Linked DNA regions of Homo sapiens: region 2 is linked to region 1. A link is a loop called in an ENCODE intact Hi-C map of the cell type or tissue named here. Cell type or tissue: PC-9. All regions are shown on one strand. Each heading gives the region's core, and the rest is flanking DNA. Links, peaks and the distances in the headings are about the cores only.

What was found. A loop is a pair of places that touch in the nucleus more often than their neighbours do. Peaks named below come from ENCODE experiments on the same cell type or tissue, not always from the same donor. Only the 100,000 strongest peaks of a DNase experiment are listed, where the experiment ranks them.
Region 2: it touches region 1 in a loop (8-fold over the local background); 3 of 110 quality-filtered maps call a loop at or near these places.

The regions. Positions count from the first base shown.
Region 1 is chr6:18,429,278-18,440,386 of GRCh38, forward strand. RNF144B (ring finger protein 144B) reads left to right here. Exons shown (of 8, transcript NM_182757.4): 4 at 10,407-10,467. Among named protein-coding and RNA genes, the nearest start is that of RNF144B, 47 kb to the left of the region's middle. In PC-9, for the core only: no CTCF peak of the experiment used is centred there; DNase peaks (open chromatin) are centred at 2,494, 3,114 and 5,254; H3K4me3 peaks cover 996 bases; H3K27ac peaks cover 4,436 bases.
Region 2 is chr6:18,337,532-18,348,640 of GRCh38, forward strand. No RefSeq gene overlaps it. Among named protein-coding and RNA genes, the nearest start is that of RNF144B, 44 kb to the right of the region's middle. In PC-9, for the core only: no CTCF peak of the experiment used is centred there; DNase peaks (open chromatin) are centred at 5,940 and 6,370; H3K27ac peaks cover 1,914 bases.

The DNA of each region.
Region 1 (11,109 bases), core at 1,850-9,849:
ATTTGTGTGTGTGTGCAGACACACATGTAGATGTGTGTGTGTGTATAGATATATATACTGTACATGCTTTGTTTATGAATATATATTCTTTTACATATATATCCTTTGCTTTGTAAGTGAAGCAGTCAGAAAGTTAGTATAGACAGTTTTTAACAATTTGTGTCTGGGCATCCTGTGTTCAATTTATTGATTAGTGGCTGAGTGCTACAAGTGAGATATAACGTTTTTTAGGGAAGTATAAAAGGAATATCTGTTTAGAAGTGATTTAAGAAAATCATGGAATAACTTTTTTGGTAAAAAGGTAATATCGAGTATGTAAACCCTGTGGAGAGATATATTATTGACTTTTGTAGGGTAAAAAGAGCTATAGTGGAGAGAAATTGGACTAGTTACTAAGAATATTGTTGATCTGTGTCACTTCAGAATTGTTTTTAAAATGAGTCTTGGGTATTTGGGTGTATCTTTCTATGCATAATCCTTCCAGGAAAGACACTTCCTTTTTGACTTGCTTCTCAGGTGTCTGATGGGTCAGCAAGTCTTAATAAAGACCACAGTGTGTGCCTGGCCCCATTCCAGGCTGGGCTGGAGAGGAGAATAAGAAAGGCCCGCTAGTGCTCTTCTTATGGAGCTTCTGGTCCAGCAGAGAGACAGTCAACTTATAACGAGTCAGATAATTATAAAAGTGAAATGCAAGAAGTGGGGCAGGCAACAGGAGCTGTGTCTGCTATGAAATCTTAGTGAATTCATGCACATAAAATCTATTAAACATAAGTGAATAGCTTGGTGAAATTTCAAAAAAAGTCCATGACATTTATCGGATTCCTGTATTCTAGACCTGTGCTGACTAATCCAGTAGCCACTAGCCACATGTGGCTATTTAAACCTAGACTGATTTAAATGAAATTAAAAATTTAGTTCAATCATGCTAGTCAGTAATTGCTGAGTGTTCAGCAGTCACATGTGGCTAATGGTTACCAGACCGGACAGCACAGAATAAAATACTTCCATCAGTGCAGAAAGTTCAAATGCATAGTGTTTTAGAATTTTCAGTAAATGGTAGCCACTAGGCACTGACATTTTGAGTATCTAATGTAAGGGGCCAGTGTGCCCAGGTAAGTGGATCAGGACAGGCTATAGTGTCTGTCTTGCAGTTCTCTAGAGCAGAGCTTAAGTAGTCTTCTCATTTTCTTTTTTTCTTGCTTCTTGCTTTCTCTCTCTCTCTCTCTCTCTTTTTTAAAACCTGGTTTTCCTCTGTTGCCCATGCTGGAGTACAGTGGTACAATCACAGCTCAACTTCCCAGGCTCAAGCGATCCTCCCACCTCAGCCTCCCAAGTAGCTGGGACTACAGATGTGCACCACCATGCCTGGCTAATTTTTAATTTTTTTTTTTTTTTAAAGAGAGGGTCTCTCTATGTTTTCCAGCCTGGGCTCAAGCAATCCTACTGCCTCAGCCTCCCAAAGTTCTGGGATTACAGGTGTGAACCACCACATCTGGCTTCATTTTCTTTGAATAGACATTTTCTCTTTGTATTTCCCCCCTCCTTTGTTCTCCTTATCCTTTCCCCACTCTATCCCTTCTCTGTCCTTCTGGTTCTCTTTATCCAGTTTTACTATAAAAGCATTTTACTTTTGTGCATTAAAACCAGACAAACCCATAATGAGTCTTAAAAATTACAAAAGGAGGCCAGGTGCAGTGGCTCACGCCTGTAATCCCAGCACTTTGGGAGGCTGAGGTGGGCGGATCATGAGGTCAGGAGATCGAGACCATCCGGGCTAACACAGTGAAACCCCTTTCTACTAAAAAGACAAAAAAATTAGCCAGGCATAGTGGTGGGCACCTGTAATCCCAGCAGGGCTTACACAGCCTAACCCAGGAGGTGGAGGTTGCAGAGAGCTGAGATTGCACTACTGCACTCCAGCCTGGGTGACACAGCGAGACTCCATCTCAAAAAAAAATAAAAAATAAAAAAAAAAGAATCAAATGTTCTCTATCAACTTGCTACTGTCTTTTTCAGTGATAAAAATACGTGGTAGTGGTAATTGATAATCATTTTGAGTTGAAAATGGAATAGAAGATTATATTGGAGATATGGGTAGCTGCATCAGTTTACATAGGCCTCCTCCTTTGAAAGTAAATACCACACACATGAATTGGACTGTACCACCTTCATTTCTAACTTGCTTTAGATCAAGATTTTATTGCATACAGTTATAACATGTGGCTTATAATCTATATATTACTGAGTATACCACAATGGGGTTCATTCACATATGCTTGACTAGGTTCTATCTCAATGACTACTACTTCCTTCTGCCTTTTAAAAAATGCTTAATTACACAGGTAACACATAAATATACTTTGCTTGTTAAAAATAATTCTGATTAAGCCTGGTTCTCTTTGTCTTGCTGCTATTTATATTACAACACGTGATTCTTCATTCTTCTCTGTCTTACCAAATGCATTTAAGTCTAACATTTCTTCATCTTCAAAGGATGGCAGGAATGTAAGCTCTTTCCTCTGAGTGCTTCCTTGTGCAGGTCTAGCTTACAGAGTTGGCTGTGCTCCATGTACCTGCCTTCTTGATTTTTCCAAATTGGCTCAGCTGTGATTATGCCTCCTAAATTTTATCTATGAAGAGTAGCCTCCTTAGTGACGCACTTAATGCCCAGTTCAAGTACAATTGAACCTCAGTGTCCATGGGTTCTGCATTTGGGGATTCAACTGCCCATGGAGAATACTCAGAAAAAATATTTTTACTGAACACGTGCAGACTTTCCTTGTCATTATTCCCTAAACAATATAGTATAATGAGTTACCTAGCATTTGCATTGTATTAGGTATTATAAGTAATCTAAAAATGATTTGAACTATACAGGAGAGAGGATGTGCATAAGTTATATTTTAGTACTACCCCATTTTATATCAGAGACTTAAGCATCTGAAGATTTTGGTATCTGCGGGAGGTCCTGGAACCAGTGCCCTTCAGATACTGAGGGATGACTCTACTGTTCCCTTGTATAGGAAATGGTAGAAAACGGCAGCTTCCCTTTCAGTGTCATGGAAGCTGGTGAGAGACAGTGACTCAGGAGGACTTGTGGCTAGAGGTGAACACACTAGGAGCCAGGGAAAAGTAAAACTTTCCTCTATTGCATCATCTGGTACTTTTAGCTTTTGCTCTGCAGAGCTTTTCCAATGTACTTGATCTTGTAATCATGTCCAACATGAAATTATGAGAGGCAGGACACAGATTGTTTATTCCAATAGCATTACTTCAGGCGAAGCCCTTGCTTGAAGTTAGTAGCCCTGTTAAAAAAGGTGATGTCTAATTTAAGCAGTTCCCATGTAGTGTTATTGAAGTAGCATCCATCACTTCCTGGGAAAGTTTGAACCATTTGTCTGGCCTGTGCGAATTTTGAGTGGTGAGTGCATATTCCTATTTGAATAGTACCTGCCATTACATGGCCTGAGAGTTTTAACTTCTTCCAATTGCTAGGTGTCAGTGGAGGGCAGGGAAGAGCTTCTCACTCACTAATCTTCTTTCTAAGCCCTGGAGCACTGAAATGACCAGCCTGCCTTTTACTGCTAGTGCCGCAGTGTGCACCAGAGAAAGGGTGGGTGCAGCTGAATGGAGGCTTCAGAATTTCTGTAAGAAGGGAGTTAGGGCAGGGCATTCTGGAGACCTGGGGTGGAGGTATGGTGGAGGAGGGATCGAGTACTGGGGAATTTGAAGCTATGTTTGCAAAATAAATACAGTTTTTACTCAGATTGCATATTTAGTTGGGTGGCTTTGGGAAAGTTGGCTACAGTGATAGGGAATCCAGGTGTTCTTCCCAAATCCTCTGCCTCCACTTGCCATCTCTTAACATTCTTCCTTCCCATTATCATGGTGGGAAGCTAGGGCAAAGGAAGGGTGAGAATGCCCAGGCAAGAGGCCATATTCCTGTTACTGTGGTGTAAGGATCTGAATGGGAAGGGATGAGTGTGTCTGTAATAACCTTTGGCTGCAATACGTGTTGGCTGGAGAAAAGTAAACCTTTGAGATGGTGGGGTTAGAGGAATCCGCCAAGCCAGAGTTAATAGATATTTTTGAGTTTCCTGGCTGAATCACATTTTAGAAAGTAGTTAAAACTTTGTTTTAAAATGTACTTAAAACTGTATAAGTGGGTAATAAGGTTTCTAAGAAAATTCTTTAACTAATGGCACATAGAAAACTAAGCCACAGTGAGTTGAATGTGTCACATGAGTGTATGGATATGTCCCTTTTTACTTATGACTGAGTGGAGGGAGAAAAGACGGGATGATATATGGAAAGATGATCTTGGTTAGATAATGTACAGAGACTTCTATAGCACATGTGAAACAAAGACCAGTGAAAGCTGCCCTCTACAGTGGACTGCGAAGATCAGTGGCCCTGGAATTCCATTTCTTGCCTTCTGCCTCTCAGACAGTGATGCCCACATATGGTTTCCAATCAGGATTTTTAATCTAGTATTCAGGTGAGAGACTTCAGCTTGTTAGTTTCACTCAGGTGAATGGGTGAATGTGCTGTTTTTCTCCTCTGTTAGGAAGAGCAGCTCTCGTTCTCTGCGTTGTGAAAACATTTTTAGTTCCTATGTTAATGTGATTAGACATTGATCCGCACAGTGAGTGTTATTTCCCCTGCCCTGGATTTTGCAAGTCATAGCATCCCCCAAATTGCCCAAACCTTGACAGGTTGTAATGATCCACTTACTAGTGGTCAATTCCATCTCCAGATGTTCTGATATGTTTTATTATTTGTTCAGCCTGTTTAATTTTTAAAGCAACTGTAGCAGAAGCATGATTTGAAGGACCAAACCTAAGTAAAGTCTGGGCGCTTTTTCCTTCTGTTTGGGCTTTCCGGACTCTGATGGGTAGCAGTTCTCTAAAGCCTATCCCCAATTTCTGTTTCATTTTTTTAATTGAGTCTTTTTTTCTTAACTAAAAAGCAATATACATTGTATTTATTAACACTTCATATGGGAACACACACCACTTTTGGCATAAATACTTTTGTGGTGAGCAGGCTTCACTTTCTGCCTCCCTTTTTTGCTTTGTTTTTTTCTGAGAGGGGGTAAGGTCAGTGTTAGTGTAGATGGTGATGCTTGTTTAAATATTATGATCGTGGTTAATACTGATTAACAGGTGTGCCTCACTTTTCATTTCTTCTTGGTTGTGGACGTTAGAGAGATTAAATCACAGTTGTGTGTAACAGTTACAGCACTCCCGTGTGTAGGTGTGGTCTGGCTTCCCTGGATATGCTCTGCTAGGGATGAAATGGAAAAGCAAAGACATTCAGCTGAGTAGGAACTGAGTGTTTTTGTTTTGTTTGTTTGTTTTTTTAGACAGAGTCTTGCTCTGTCGCCCAGGCTGGAATGCAGTGGTGCGATCTCGGCTCACTGCAAGCTCCGCCTCCCAGGTTCATGCCATTCTGCTGCCTCAGCCTCCTGAGTAGCTGGGACTACAGGCGCCTGCTACCACGCCCAGCTAATTTTTTGTATTTTTAGTAGAGATGGGGTTTCACCTTGTTAGCCAGGATGGTCTCAATCTCCTGACCTCGTGATCCACCTGCCTCGGCCTCCCAAAGTGCTAGGATTACAGGCGTAAGCCACCTTGCCTGGCCAGAATTGAGTATTTAATAAGGATCATAAGGTTCATTTTTATCAGAAATGAAACAAAACAAAATAGTGATTGTGGACAATTAGTAGCTTTTGTTGTCATTATTCTGATATTATTGCTCTTATTCTATTAACATGAAACTGAATTTATTTTATCTTTGAATTAAAGTTTGGGTGTTTTCCCCCACCTTTGGAAAGAGTTTCTAGAATGATCATGAGGACCAAAAGTTGTCTTTTGTGCTTGGATAGGAGAGAGAAATTTCTGTTTAACAATAAATAAATTAGCACAGCTTTCAAAGAAGAAGTAGCAAAAATTAACTTTAAATTAAAGACCATTAAGTAGTTGATCTCAGGGTAGTGGTCTCTTGATAGCTGAGAATATACCTAGGGAGCTTTGCTTTTACTGCTCGAATATGGATTTGGTTAGTAATGAATTAGAAGCCACTGAATAAAATAAATGTCTGCAGTCTATGCTGACTGAAATTTAAAAAATGAATAAATAGAGAAGGGACAGCTTTTTCTTACAGTGGAATTTTAATCACCAAGTACAAAATGAATGATAGAAATAGAAAAATCACTAAGCAAATATTACAGTAATAATTATTTTTGGCAAGAATTGTCAGTGGATACAAAAATTAGTGGGCAAAGTTTGATTAGAAACAGGATTTTGCGTAGTTTCAGAATATCTCCCTACAAGGTAATTGTTAATTCCAAATGATAGAGAAGCTGGCAGATACCACCTTAACCACATTAAAAAGTTAACATACTATGCAGCCATAAAAAATGATGAGTTCATGTCCTTTGTAGGGACATGGATGAAGCTGGAAACCATCATTCTCAGCAAACTATCGCAAGGACAAAAAACCAAACACCACATGTTCTCACTCATAGGTGGGAATTGAACAATGAGAACACATGGACCCAGGAAAGGGAACATCACACACCAGGGACTGTTGTGGGGTTGGGGGAGGGGGGAGGGATAGCATTAGGAGATATACCTAATGCTAAATGACGAGTTAATGGATGCAGCACACCAACATGGCACATGTATACATATGTAACAAACCTGCACGTTGTGCACATGTACCCTAAAACTTAAAGTATAATAATAATAATAATAAAACCCACCTCAAATCACACACTAAAAAAAAAAAAAGTTAACATCATCAATAATGAGACATGTTGTCCTCATGTAGCTCCTGATGGCCCCAAGGACACGTCTGTGATATTCTTGCCAAAAATTCATAACCTGAATCTAATCATGAGAAAGCATCAGACAAATCCAAATTAGGGGAACACTGTACAAATAACTGGCCTGGACTCTTCAAACTCATCAAAGTCACAAAAGGCAAAGATAAATTGAAGAACTGTCCCAGATTGGAACGTCAAGGAGATACCACAGCTAGGTACAAGTTGGTTACCTGGATTGGATCTTAGACTGAAAAAAAGACCTTAGTGGAACAATTAGTGAGATTTGAATAAGGCCCGAAGATGCTTTAATTCTATTGTATCGAAATATAAATGTCATTATTTCAATACTATGATTATCATTAGGGGAAGTTGGAATGGCATTTAGCAACTAAATTTAGAAAGTGTTATTAGGGGAAGTTGGGGGAATGGCATTTGGTAACTCTCTATACAAGTTTTGCAACTTTTTATATAATGGTCTGGTGTGATTTTGAATGATTTGGAAATTCTCGGTTGGCAGAAAGAAGATAAATGCATACCACAAGATACCTCTTCATAATCTCTTTTATTCTCTAGGATTGTCAGGTGTAGCAGTCAATTTTACAGTACTTGTGAATATCCTCAAAAAATTGATTGTAGCCCTTTTACCTGCAGCCTGATTTAGTCTTCTAATAATCATCCTAACACAAGTATTAATATTTCAATTTTACAGTTGTAAAAATGGAGGTCTTGAGCAATAGTGACTTAGCTCCAAATGACAGTGGAACCAGGAATTTAACCTTTTGTATCATTTGTTGTTGTGTTTTTTTTTTGTACAGCTCTCATCTAAAGCCAAAAATATAATAGAAATATTTCAGAAAATTAGTTCTAATCTGCAAAATCCAACAGACAACATCAAGGGGTAGATCTTTTGTAAATCTTATGTTTATTGCTTTCTAAGTAATTTCAGCCTCTTGAGTGTAGCTTCTGTATGTCCTGTCTCATTGTATGCTAGGCTTCCAGACCAAAGCTTTACTCATGGTAAGCTGTCAACAAATATTTAGAAAAAATGTGACTGGGTGCAACTGGCTCATGTCTGTAATCCCAGCACTTTGGGAAGCCAAGACAGGAAGATCACTGGAAGCTGGGGGTTTGAGAGCAGCCTGGGCAACATAGCGAGACCCCATCTTTACAGAAAATTAAGAAATTAGCCAGTTATGATGGTGCATGCCTGTAGTCTCAGCTACTTGAGAGGCTGAGGAGGGAGGATTGCTTGAGCCCGGGAGTTTAAGGCTACCTGAGCTATGATTGTACCACTGCACTCCAGCCTGGGTTGACAAAGTGAGACCTCATCTCTTAAAAAAACAGTAATACAAAAGATGCAAGTCTAAATGAGGGGAACTAGGGAAGAGAATGGTGCATTCTATGGGTGTCTTCATTCCAAAAGGACCAAATAGAATGAGAAGCAAAGTAATTAACTTCTTGTAATCACAGCTTTCAATTAAAAAATTGATTTACCTTAGTAAGTCTTCGTTCCATACAAACCTTTGACTTAAATGAGAAATCCAAAGTACCATAAAAGACAAAAAAATTAGAAATCTATGACTTCCCTGTTGGCAGTAGTATGTACTCCAATGAAATTTATTTTTCTAATTTAAAATTAAACATCCATCTCTACAGTTGTTTACTTTTTACTGCATTAATTTCTGTCATTTTTCACATTAACATTTCATCTGTATCTAAAACATCTTCCGTTTGCCTTGTCTTCCATAAACTGTATTTGACATTTATATAAATTGCTCATCATTGAAAAAGAATCAGAATTTTTAGGGGTTGACTTTGAAGGATTTAAAAGGAGGTCATCAGTCCACAAACTATTTTAGATGAGGGTGAGTGGGGTACAAGACTGTCTTCTGGAATCAAAGAAGGTGGTGGTTAAAAAAAGATTCATAGAATATTATTGAGGTCTCTTGGGCCCAGATGGTATCACCCCCCAAGTCATGTTGGTCCAGAAGCTGACGTAGCATTTGTTTGTCCTCCACCCATGATGAATTAGCGACAAAGTCAGGAACTGAACTCTGGTTCCTAAATGCCTCCTATCACTTCATTTGCTTGTACCTTCTGTCTCCAACTCTGAATTTTATTTGAGACATCTTTGTCTTTCAGGAAAGATGTCTGGGTAGCATTATAACAGATGAATAAAGTTGACTTTCAGTGTAATAAAAGTCCAACCACACTGTTGAAAGAACTATGGTAAAATACATATAACATGATATTGCGCATAATTTTTTTTGTAAAGATTGCTAAGGAGCTTTAAGGTACCAGATGAAAATGCAACATTTTCTCCCCAACTGGAGAAAGAAAATTTGGATAAAAATGTTTTTATAATTAAAGTTATGTTTTACCACACTTTACTTGGAATGAGGAAGACCAAACTTGTTTTGTGGTCCTTTATACATTTTAGCTAATTTAGATTCATTTGCGAAATAAACAACTTGAGATTATTTATAAGGGAAAGGATTAGATTTTGAATGCATTATAAAAGGTATAATATTTGTTAAATACAATTTTAGCTGCATCATTTTCTTACTCCAGTTTTCTCAAAGCAGATGTCCTTTCCTTAGTTGCAAGAACGTCAATGTAGGTGTGTTTTGTGCCAAAAAAAGGTGATAGTTTAGAGTTGGAGTTGTCAGGGCTAAAACTCTGTCCTGTATGAACTTACTGGATGTCTGGAAGGCTAATATCAAATGTGATTTGATTTGATTTATATATGATTTATATATGAGAAAATCTTTATTTTCTCATATATAAATCTTTAAGTTATGTCAATATATTTACATTTGACATCAATGGAATTAAAATGTTTAGAATGCTGGTTTAAGAGCAGTTAGCTTTTCCTGCATCTGCCTTTAAAAATAACTAATTTGAAATGTCATTCAGTTAAGTGTGAATTGTTGTTGTTTACTAGTAAACCTTTGGTTTATGTTGCCATCTGAAATGGAAATAGGAGTCTAGTTGCAAGAAATATTTTAGGCATTTCTTTTCTACCAGAGTCTGAGATGTCAATGTCCCATAACCGAGGGCTCTAGGAAGTGACTCTTGTCAGAAGACATGATTTTTATATTGTTTAAAAGGTACTCTTTCCTAGGTGACAAATGACATTTGCATAATTCCTGAGATGCTGTCTACCTGACTTTAGTTTTTCAGGATTCCAAAGCTAGAACTTTAATTTCAAAAAATTCTTAAATGAAGATATAGAGAAAGGAAGCATCTTTAATACAGGAATATGAATAATTTTAGAAGTCCCTGTAATAAAATTTTGTTGTCTGGTCTTGGTAGCCACTGACTGAAGGTAGAAGGTGATCAATGAGTTTTGTAACTGCTCCCTTCAGCAGTGATTCTCAGCTATGGTGGTGGAGTGGGGATGACTTGAAAATTGTTGCATGTGTTTTACTACATGAACAGTGTGGAGAAAAAGAGGTTTGCAAACAATTGGTGTAGAGAAAGTATAATAAGCAAAGCCAGAAAGAGAAATCAAAAGGCTGGTAACTCAGGGCACTATGATGACTGAAGTCTCAACCTTTTATGTCTCTGGTTTCAGATTGCCTGTTTGGTACCTGTGGACCAGTTTCAACTTTATCAGAGGTTAAAATTTGAAAGAGGTATGAACTCTTCTTTTTTTCCTGATGATGAATGTGGTTTTACATGTGTCATTTTTACACTAACCCACATGGAAGATAAAGGCAGCTATGGGCTGTCAACAAAGCCTCAAGGGTACTCTAAAAGGAGAATACTGTAATTGCAACATAAAATTTCAAGCCTCTAAGCTACCACCAGAAAAAAATGCAGACTAGCAGGAAACAGAACTTTCCTTATGTTGTTTGTTTTGTATTTTTAATTTGGCTCATGTAAGAAAGGTTTTGCAAAATTTAGATGGCTTTATAATCACAATAATACAAAAGAAAGTGACCCTCGAAATGGGTTTTACCACTAATTTTCGATTCTTGAAGATCACTTCGAAACATTACCAGCCCAAACATTTTTACTGCTCCTCAGAATACATAACACCTGTTTTTTTGATACTACTTTTGTAATCATGGTAATAACAGAGTATGGATATGTATCATTCTTGTGCAATTTACAATGTATTGGACTGATTTTCTTTCTGACTTTGGGCTTGGGGTAACATATAGCTTTTCTATTTAGCTATAAGAATTATATTTTTACTTCATTTGGCTTTTGACAGGTCTTTTTTAGGAGACCTTTCCCTCTTGTCATACCCTAATCTATTTTTGAGGTAAATG
Region 2 (11,109 bases), core at 1,873-9,872, 92 kb before region 1:
CTGCAGCCTACTACACTATTTTCTGTAGGTTTTGTTACAAATTTGCTTCATAAAGCTTAAAAATGCAAAGATCAAGTAGTCTGGAATTAATTTGTAAGTGACATATAAGTTCAGACTTCCTGTCAAATTTGACTTCCTCTTCTATTTTTAAAATTTCACTAGTTTTTACTATATATTTTGGTGGTAACTTTGAGAGAAACACTTTGAGAAAAACATATTACCTCTCCCAAGAGTTTACAAAGAATACATATATCACATTTTAACAGTTAATGAAATACTTTACTCATACTTAAACTCATTTAACCTTCACTTAAATCGATTTAAAGTCTCACAACACGTTCGTAAGGTTAAACATTATTATATTGATCAACTTTTTATGGATTAGGAAATGGAGATGTAGGAAGGTTATGTTAAAAGGGAAACTTTAGAAAATTAAATTCAGCAGAGCTTAATTGAGCAATGGATGATTCAAGAATAGGGCAGCCCCCCAAAACCCGAACAGGGTCAGAGCACTGTGGCCTGCAATATGGTCAGGTGGCATTTATGGACAGAAAACAGGAGTGAGATACTGAGACTGCTGGATTGGTTGCAGCTCAGCGTTTGCCTTAGTTGAAGATGGTCTGGTCAACTGGCTCCCTGCGATTGACTAAAGCGTGGCTGTTGTGGTTGGCTGAGACTCAGTGATTTATTATAAAAGTATACAGATGAGGAAAATGAGTCTTAGAAAGGCCAATACGTTTCCTAGGAAACCATGGCTAGTACGTGATGGCACAGTGATGCTCAGTAGGAACTCCGACACAACTCTCCAGGGTTTCTTTTTCTTTTTTTTTTTTTTTTTTGAGATGGAGTGTCGCTCTGTCACCCAGGCTGGAGTGCAGTGGCACGATCTCAGCCCACTACAACCTCCACCTCCCGGGTTCCAGCGGTTCTCCTGTCTCAGCCTCCTGAGTAGCTGGGATTACAGGCGCCTGCCACCATGCCTGGCTAATTTTTGTATTTTTAGTGGAGATAGGGTTTCACCATGTTGGCCCGGCTAGTCTTGAACTCCTGACCTCAGGTGATCCACCTGCCTTGGCCTCCCAAAGTGCTAGGGTTAGAGGCATGAGCCACCATACCCAGCCAACTCCTGGGTTTCTTAGATGAGTGTCTTTAAGTGAGATGCCTCTCTTATGTCCTTTCAACTAAGCAAGGTATATAGGTGCCAGATGAATGTGAATGTGAAAAGACACTTGAGTGTTTGCTTGAGTGTCTAATTAAATTCCCTTTATTTTTATGGCTTTAGACAAGGATATTCACAAATGCATGTGAGTTTGGTTTTCACCTTAGGCAACTTCCATTCTTTTCACAAATGTTTATTGAATATTTATGTTCCATGCAGCATACTAGGCACAGTAGTGAACCAACTGTAGACACAATCTCCCCTCCTGTGACATATTTGTCTAGAGACATAGACAAATAGGTCTTTAAATACCATGTACTATTTGCTCTCATGAGGATTTGTCCAATTTGGGAGAAAGGTTAACTTCTTTAAGCCAGTAGGTGTTTTCCATAACATTTTTTTTTTGAGAATTCACCAGATTTATTGCCCATGGATGTACATCAAATAGTTCTTAGAAACAATAGATATGTTTTTCATTAGATATGCCTGAGAATGTACTAAACATTTGGTGGTGTTTCTTCCTTTGAACATTAAGTGAGTTTCAAGCAGGTATTGCGTTGTTTGCCAACAGAGAAGTCATGCTCAGCCTAGCACATAAAGGAGATTATGACTTTATAATATATGAAGGGAAAACAATAGGTATGGATTTTAAGTAGATAACACTAAAGATGGGAAATGTAAGTACAATTCCCTTTGAAGCAGTGTTAAATTACAAATGCTGTCTACTATTATTTCTTGGATGAAGAAAGTAAAAAAAAAAAACTTGAAACATTAGTTCTGATTTTTCCGGTATACATCATCTACTTAGCCCTACATGTCCAGGGAAGATAAAACATACAGTGGAAGGTTTGAAAAATAATAAACTCATCCGTTGATTTCAATCAGGTAATTAATTTTTTGGTAATGCTTGCTTTACAGATTTGCAGATAAATCATGGCAGGAACTCAATAAAAAAGAATGAAGTGTAGGACAATTTTAAATATTATTATTTATTGCCATCAGTGAAAGTCACTACCTGTGTTTCCTTTTGTTCACTGGACCCTCTTTTAGGCATGACTGCATATCACCTCCTTATCTGCTCTCCTCACAACTGTGATGCTGTCACTCACACTTGACCCAACCTACTTGCTCTTGGCCTTATAAGGGAATGCATGTCTGGTAGAAATCGTAGCATCTCTATCTCAGCTTTGGTTAAGGGTGGAATTCATCTCCAGAATTGTATACCTTCCAGTACTACTTTATGCTGTTGGGCCCAAAGCTGTCCATAACCCACACAACACCACCCAGTGGCTTATGTTCTAGGATCAGAGCTATAAAATCCAGAAGGCTCATGATGCTGCAGGTTCTTTGCCAGCCCATCTAGACGTCCCTGCTACCGTCTGAACTTTTATGTTCTTCCAGAAATCTTATTGTTAGCCAGGTGCAGTGGCTCATGCCTGTAATCCCAGCATTTTGAGAGGCCAAGGCTGGTGGATCACTTGATGCCAGGAGTTGGAGACCAACCAGGCCAACATGGCAAAACCCCATATCTACTAAAAATACAAAAATTAGCCAGGCATGATGGTGCATGCCTGTAATCCCAGTTACTCAGGAGGCTGAGGCATGAGAATCGCTTGAACCTGGGAGGCGGAGGTTGCAGTGAGCCAAGATCATGTCACTGCACTGCAGCCTGGGTGACAGGCTGTCTAAAAAAAAAAAAAAAACAACAACAAAACACTCAAAATCTTATTATTGAAACCCTAACCCCTAAGGTGATGGTATTTGAGGGTGGGACCTTTGGGAATTGATTAGAGTATGGGAGCAGAGTCCTCATGAATGGGATTCATATTCCTATAAAAGAGATACCAGAAAACTTGCTGCTTCTGTCTTCTGCCTTGTGCAAACACAATAAGAAGTCAGTACCTATGAGCCAGAAATTGGGCCCTCACCAGACACTGAGTCTGCCTTGATCTTGGACTTCCCAGCCTCCAGAACTGTGAGAAATAAACTTGTTGTTTATAAGCTACCCGGTCTATGGTATTCTGTAATAGCAGCCTGAATGGACTAAGACTCTCTACTTCTCCACTTCTCTGGGATTTGTTTTTGTGCATCTAGTCCTGGTTTTTTTTTTTTAGACTCTTTCTGTTTAGCTATTGGGCACAGAGTCCAGTATTGCTAAGGCCTCAGTGTTTGCCCCAGGGCCTGGCAAATAGCATTGGACCTCCAGAACCCTGGAGCTCAGGCAAATTTCCTTGAGGCTGAACTATAGTGTGACTCTTCTTAGATGGGTTGTTTGGGATTGGCATCACGTGATGTCCCTAAGCAGGTAGATAGGAAAAAGCTGATGTTTAACAGCCATTTACCATTGTTTTCCCTAAAGACAGTATTTTCAGGCCACTGGCCAAATGCTTAAAACTCCTTGGAGTAAGGCATTGGGTTTGCAGCTCCTTTCTCCCCCTGTGCCACTACTCAGGAAGAAACCTAAGGCAGGACAAGGAAATTGTGTTGTGTTTCCCTGCATGAGTTAGAGACATCAGATTCTTTTTAAAGGCAGCATCATGTCTTGTCATTCCTTAAAGTGGGTGGACCTCAGCCACTTGTCCTGACTTGTTGAGATTTGCACTGAGAAGCAGTATGTCTGAATGAAACTCCTGTCCTCTACTGAGACCTCAGGAAGCCCTGCCTTTTCTCCGAGCCAAAGATCTCCACAGCTCCACCACCTCCAAGAATCCTTTTACAGCCAGCCGCAGTCACCCTCTGCCCGGCCTCCTCTCGCCCCAGCACGCACCCCCACAACTGGCTGTTTCTTCAGTCTCCAAATCAACTTGGAAGGTTTCTTCGGCTGCTTTATTTGTTTTTCTTTTTTGCATGGTGCTCTGCACCATGCAAAACAGTTTGGTTCTCTCCATCACTGAGTGAGGCAGTATAGTGTGTTCATGACAATAGGATTATATCTGACTTGCAGATTAAGTGAAATAATATACGTAAAGCCCCAAGCCCAGCACTTGGTATACATGGTAGGGATGTAATAAACACTAACTTGCTTGATTCTTTCTCTCTCTGTCTCTCTGTGTGTGTGTGTGTGTGTGTGTGTGTGTGTGTGTGTGTGTGTTTCTGGCAGCAAGTGATGTGTGGACAGGCTCTTCAACTTTTGCTTGGTGAGCAGCATGATAGTGTTATGATTAAGAGAGCAGACCTTGGTCCTCTACTGTTTGGGTTCAGATTCATTCTCTAGGTAACTTTGGCTTTGACTAAGCAAACTTAGTCAATTTACTTAGCCTCTATGCCTCCGTTTTTAAAAAGTCTGTAGAGTTAGCACTAAGAATAGTTCCTAGTCATAGCACTGTTATGAACATTAAATTAGTTAATAGATGAAGTGCTTGTAATACCATGTGCCTGGTATGTAGCACTAAGTGTTAAATCTGGGAGAAATGTCCTGTTGTATTAGTAATAAAAGTGGGACCACAGAGGCCATGTTGTATAAAGCAGTGGGCTTTCATTCCTATGCAGCATTAAGGGAGGTGAGTTCCGTCTCTTTGGGAAGACCCAGGTCATATTGGAGCTAAATTCATGGAATAGGGGCTTCAAAACTGGAGTCAAAAATCCCTTGAGTTGTCTCAAAAAAAAAAAAAAATCCCTTGAAGCAGCTTTGCTGGGATCAGTATTTCTGACTCAGTTGAGTAAGACAGACACATTTCTCAAACCCCATCATAAGAATCACCTGGGGCACTTATCAGACACACCGACTAGGGCCTTGCCCCAGACCTACTGAATCAGAGACTTCAGGGAGGGGCCTTGGAATCTGATGTCTAACAACCCACACAAATAGTACCACCTGGAAACACTAAGTCGCCTGGGAAGCTTAAGAAAATGCCTGTTGCCTGGGTCTCATGCGCTGGATGTTCTGATTTGATTGTTTTGGGGTTTTGGCATACAGGCATGGGACCTTTTTTTTTTTTTTTTTTTTTTTTTGAGCTTCTCCACTGTATCTAATGTAAGCCAGGGTTGAAAACCACTAAAATCCTATATAAGTCAGTATTTTTCAGAATCTGTTGGGGGTGCGTGTTAAAAATGTAGATTTATAAGCCCCAGCCTGCTGAATTGGACTCCTGGTAGTTGGGGTAGAATGAGGGTGGGAATAGAGGGAGTGAGGCCCTGGAATTTGCATTCAAAACACTTTCCATATGATTTTTCTGCATGCAGGACTTTGAGAGCTACCTGCTGAATAGTGGTTTCCCTTAGTAGGCATGTGTGAAAATAGCTGAATGAATGACACCTAATCATTGCAGTATTTCCTTTTCTTCTCAACCAATCTGTTAGAAATTTCTTTATTCAAGTCAGGTGCAGTGGCTCACGCCTGTAATCCCAGCACTTTCAGAGGCCGAGGCAGGCAGATCACTTGAGGTCAGGAATTTGAGACCAGCCTGGCCAACATGATGAAACCCTGTCTCTACTAAAAATACTAAAAGTAGTCAGGCGTGGTGGCAGGTGCCTGTAATCTCAGCTACTCAGGAGACTGTGGCAGGAGAATCACTTGAAACCGGGAAGTGGAGGTTGCAGCGAGCTGAGATCAGCCACTGCACTCCAGCCTGGGCAACAGAGCAAGACTCTTGTTTCAAAAAAAAAGTATTCATGTACTGTAGGGAAATTCATTACCTTCATTACTTGCTCTCTTTTGATTGGTATAGAGTTTCTAGTAGTTGCTTCATTTTTAATATATTCTGATTTACCCTGGCAGAAATATATGGGAGTTTTTTATTTACATTCCTGGCCATGTGAAGGTATCAGTTCAGATGATGAAACCTGATCAACATACCACAGAACACGACTGGCTGAACAGGTTGTGTAGTTCGGCACAGAGTAGCTGTATTCTCAAGGCTGTTAAAGCAAGGGTCTGACACCACTAAGTGTTAGTAGTGGGTTGATATCTATTATGGAAATGGATATGTAAAGCAGCCAAAACCCGATGGCATGAAATAGTTACATAGTCAACCTCTCTTGAGATCTAATTCATATTCCACTCACCAATAAACTCTGATACTTGGACTTCCCATATAGCTTGTCTAGACCCTTGCTGTTTAAAGTGGGGTCCATGGGCCAGGAGCACTGGCATCACCTGGGAACTTGTTAGAAATGGAGACTCTCAGACCCCACTCCAGCAAGCCTAGCATGTTGGGTTTGCCTGATGATGTGGCATCCTGTTTTTCTATATCATACTCATTTCTATTAGTGTGAGTCAGCATCCATGAGTTTGATTAACGTCAAGACACTGATGAAGTCATTGCTGAGCTTGTGAGGCTGAGAGCCGACCCTGGGCAGAGGTGAATTTATCAAGAGAATATCCCTAAAGGGGTGGCCCATTGGCTGCCTTCAGGTGACCTCCCTTCTTGTGGGGTGTACTTTAATTTTAGCATTGAGACCCACTACAAATTGCCTCAGATAACAGCAGGGGGCTCATTTCCATTCTGGCATGTGCACTCCAGTGAACTCCCCTTGTTCCCAGATGCATGAACATGCTTCCTCAAGCTGCTTTTCAGCCAGCCTGGACTTCAGCAGTTTGTGAGAGTCTTTGCAAATGGTGAAGAAAGAGTCTTGTTGAAATCCTATTCGGTACATCTGTCTATGAATTATTATAACTTTTTTTCAGGCTGGGTACCGTGGCTCACAACCATAATCCCAGTACTATGGGAGGCTGAAGGTGGAGGATTGCTTCAGTCCAGAAGTTTGAGACTGGCCTGAGCAACATGCAAAACCCCATCTCTAAAAAAAAATAAAAAAATAAAAAAAGCCAGGCATGGCGGTGCACAGCTGTGGTCCCAGTTACTTGGGAGGCTGAGGCAGGAGGATCACTTGAGCCCAGGAGGTCGAGGCTGCAGTGAACTTTGACTGCACCACCGCACTCCAGCCTGGGTGACAGAGCTAAAAACAAACAAACAAACAAAAACAACAAGGATTTTTTTTTTTTTTCATTTTAAAGACTACTTATTCAGAGCAGTTTTAGGTTCACAGCAAAATTGAGAGGAAAGCATATGGGATATTCCATATACTCCCTGTCCCCACACATTCATGGCCTCCCCTGTTCTCAGTATTACCCACTACCTCTGGTATGCTTAATAGTTTTTAATTGAAGTACATGATTTATTCACACTTCGTTAGTTTTTTTTAAGATTAAGAACATTTATTGCATTTATTTTCTTTTTTTTTTAAATTTTTTTAGTATTTATTGATCATTCTTGGGTGTTTCTCGGAGAGGGGGATTTGGCATTAGTTTTTACCTGATATCATTTTTCTGTTCTAGGATCCCATCCAGGATACCATACTCTATTTAGTCATCATCCTTCCTTAGGCTGATCTTGGCTAAGTTTTTCAGACTTTTCTTGTCTTTGATGACGTTTTAATTTTGGGGAGTACTTTCAGAGTATTTTTAGACTGCCCTTCCATTGGGATTTGGAATTTGTTGGATGTTTTTCTCATGATTAGATTGGGGTGCTAGGATTTTAGAAGGAATACTGCAGCAGAGTGTCTTTCTCCTCACATCATATCAGGGGTACCGACTACCTCTTTAAAGACAATATCTTCAAATACAGTCACATTTTGAGGTGCTAGGGGTTAGGACTTTAACATGTGAATTTTGGGGGAACACCATCAGGTCCATAACACTCCTCAAAGGAGTCTCGGATAGATACACATTTTTGCAAAACATTAACAAGAAAGGGCAATCATTAGTTATGTTTGTTTTTTTTTTTTTTTTTTTTTGAGACAGGGTCTTGCTTTGTCACTGAGGCTGGGATGCAGCCTCAAACTTCTGGGCTCAAGTGATCCTTCCCCTGCTAGCCTCCCAAGTAGCTAGGACTACAGGAGTACATCACCATGCCTGGCTAATTTTGGTTTTTGTTTTTGTGTGGAGACGGGGTCTCACTATGTTGCACAGGCTGGTATTGAACCCTTGGGCCCAAGTGGTCTTCCTGCCTCAGCCTCCTAAAGCACTAGGACTACAGGTGTGAGCCACTGTGCCTGGCCTGGTTATGTTCTTTGGTTTGCCTTACTGACACTACCATTATTGCCATGAGGCAGAAGTCTGACCCCTCTAGGACAGTCTAAGACACAGGCATCTGGGGATGGGGACTTGGAAAGCAGCCACTTTGCAATGGGAATGCTATGACTGAGGATTCTCGGCTATGGGCAGCATAAGACCACTGGGTACCCAGTGGGTATGAAGGAAGTGAGAAGAGTTTCAGGGCAAGCTGTATAAGAGGTTATGTGACATTAAATAGGAAGTTTGTAGTAACCTACTTTTTATGCAACATGGCTCTGCCTGTTATTGAAAAGCATCTTACTTTAGCTGCTTGACCACTGAGAATCTATAAGAATGACCTCAGGGTCAAATATATGTAAGAAAATTGGGTGATTCATATTGCAACAGTGACTACTTCTTTGCGTACCTGCCCCTCAGTATGAGGTAGAAGAATCTCCGTCCCTGTTTTTAGCTTAGGATTATTTAAGAGACCTCCTGGCTTGATGCATACCTGGCCAGAAAGGGAATGAATGACTGTTGTGCACTGAATGCATATCCCTGCATCATAAGTCCAGTTTCTGAAGCTAAGTTTGTTATGACCTCTTGGACAACAGATCCCACCAGTAAATGTGGTTAAATGTCTTTAGCTTATTCAGCCATGGCAGAAGGTAATGGTGTCGAGTTTTTTGTGTTTAATGTCATACACTCATCATCTAAGGCCGGTAACAACTTGGGACAACATAAAAAAATGAGGTTGATTCAAGTCACAGAGAGAAAGTTTAAATGGAGAGAGCCTGAACTATGTTGCTGATTTCTTTTCTTTTCTTTCTCTCTGATGGAGTCTCACTCTGACTCCCAGGCTGGAGTGCAGTGGCACGATCTCGGCTCACTGCAAGCTCCGCCTCCTGGGTTCAAGCGATTCTTCTACCTCAGCCTCCTGAGTAGCTGGGATTACAGGTGCCTGCCACCACACCCAGCTAATTTTTGTATTTTTAGTAGAGACGGTGTTTTGCTGTGTTGGCCAGGCTGGTCTCAAACTCCTGATCTCAGGTGATCTGCCCGCCTCAGCTTCCCAAAGTGCTGGGATTACAGGGGTGAGCCACCGTGCCCAGCTGCTGATTTCTTAATCTGTGGCAAGGACTACTAGTTGCCTTTCCAAATTCCATTTTCAACTTTTCCTTTAGCAACAGAACATTAGCTTAGTTAAAGGCTATACTCAGCCTCCTTTGCGGTCAAGCTGATGTAAGTCAAAGTGTTGTGGGAAGCTCCAGAAAGGCTATTGAACTTGGCCCTTTAAGAAAGGGTAGACATTTTGTTTCTTTCTCCTTTCCTCTTTCTGCTGGTCTCAGATGTAATGGCTGGGATTCTAGCAGGCATCTTGGACCGTGAAGTGATATTGAAAATAGAAGCCTGACGTGAGATCACAGAGCAGGAAGACAGAATAAGCTCAAATCCTGAGTGACTCAAGCAACTGCAAGGCATGCATGATTGTGTGCAGACTTGAAAAGTTTATTTATTTAAAAGCTTTATTTATTTATTTTTTGATACAAGGTCTACTCTATTGCCTGGGCTGCTGAAGTGTAGTGGTGCAATAATAGCTCACTGCAGCCTTGAACTCCTGGGCTCAACCGATCCTCCTACCTCAGCCTCCCTAGTAGCTAGTACTACAGGCACACAACACCATGCCCAGCTAATTTTTGTATTTTTTTGTGTAGAGATGGGGTGTTGCTATGTGGCTCAGGATGGTCTCAAATTCCTGAGCTCAAGTGACTCTCCTGCCTTGGCTTGTTAAAGGGTTGGAGTTACAAGCATGAGTCACTGGGCCTCGCCAAAATTTTTTTAATATGAAAGAGAAACCCCTCCTATCTTAAGACACTGTTCTTTTTTTTTTTTTCTTCTGAGATGGAGTCCTCTCTGTCACCCAGGGTGGAGTGCAGTGGCACGATCTTGGCTCACTGCAAGCTCCACCTTCTGGGTTCACGCCATTCTCCTGCCTCAGCCTCCCGAATAGCTGGGACTACAGGCGCCCACCACCACGCCCGGCTAATTTTTTGTATTTTTAGTAGAGATGGGGTTTCACCATGTTAGCCAGGATGGTCTGGATCTCCTGACCTCGTGATCCGCCGGCCTCAGCCTCCCAAAGTGCTGGGATTACAGGCGTGAGCCACAGCGCCCGGCCTGAAGTAATTTTTGAGATTGGAATGATAATGTGGATATCAGCAGATTCTGAGACTCAGAAAGCATCCAGATAATGACACTGTCCCTGAAGGCTGCACTCTCTGGCTTTACTTCTGAGGAAATAAGTGGAACTCCAGCCTTCCACACTTCCCTCCCTCCACCAAATTGAAAGGTACTTCTCAAAGTAATCAGCGGAAATTACAATGAGCTTAGCAGCAGAGAGCTGGAGGCTAAATAAATGTGCCTTTAAATTTGACCTGTAGGTGAGCTGGATTGAGGCAGAACAAGGGTGGCTTTTAGATTTTTATTTTCCCTGAGCACATTTAATGCACGGGTAGCTGGGGAGAATCAGTGGGGGATAAAAACCCAACCTGATTTCCCAGGCTATCAATTCTGTCTACTTGACAGTGATTTCTCCCTTCCCTAGAGTGTTTTATAGGTTCTGTTAGTTGCAACCCTTTTTTCAAAGTCTTAGAATACTAACCTTTAATTTTATTTTAGAATGCATACTATAAAGATTGTGATTTATGGATCAATGTCTCATATTCATGAATAGCACTAGCTCATGGTATTAATGGGGAAAGGCAGATGAAATGGAAAGGAGCCGGAGGGTAGGCTGTGGTGGGGCACACTGTGAGGGGCAGAACTTGGGAAGCGGCCCAGGCGCTGAAGTCTTACCATGTGCTCCAGCAGTATGGACATTCACCCTTCGCTTCAGTGTCTTTGATATGTTGGCATGATTTCCTATTAAGAAGACCCAAATCATTTCAAATGACTG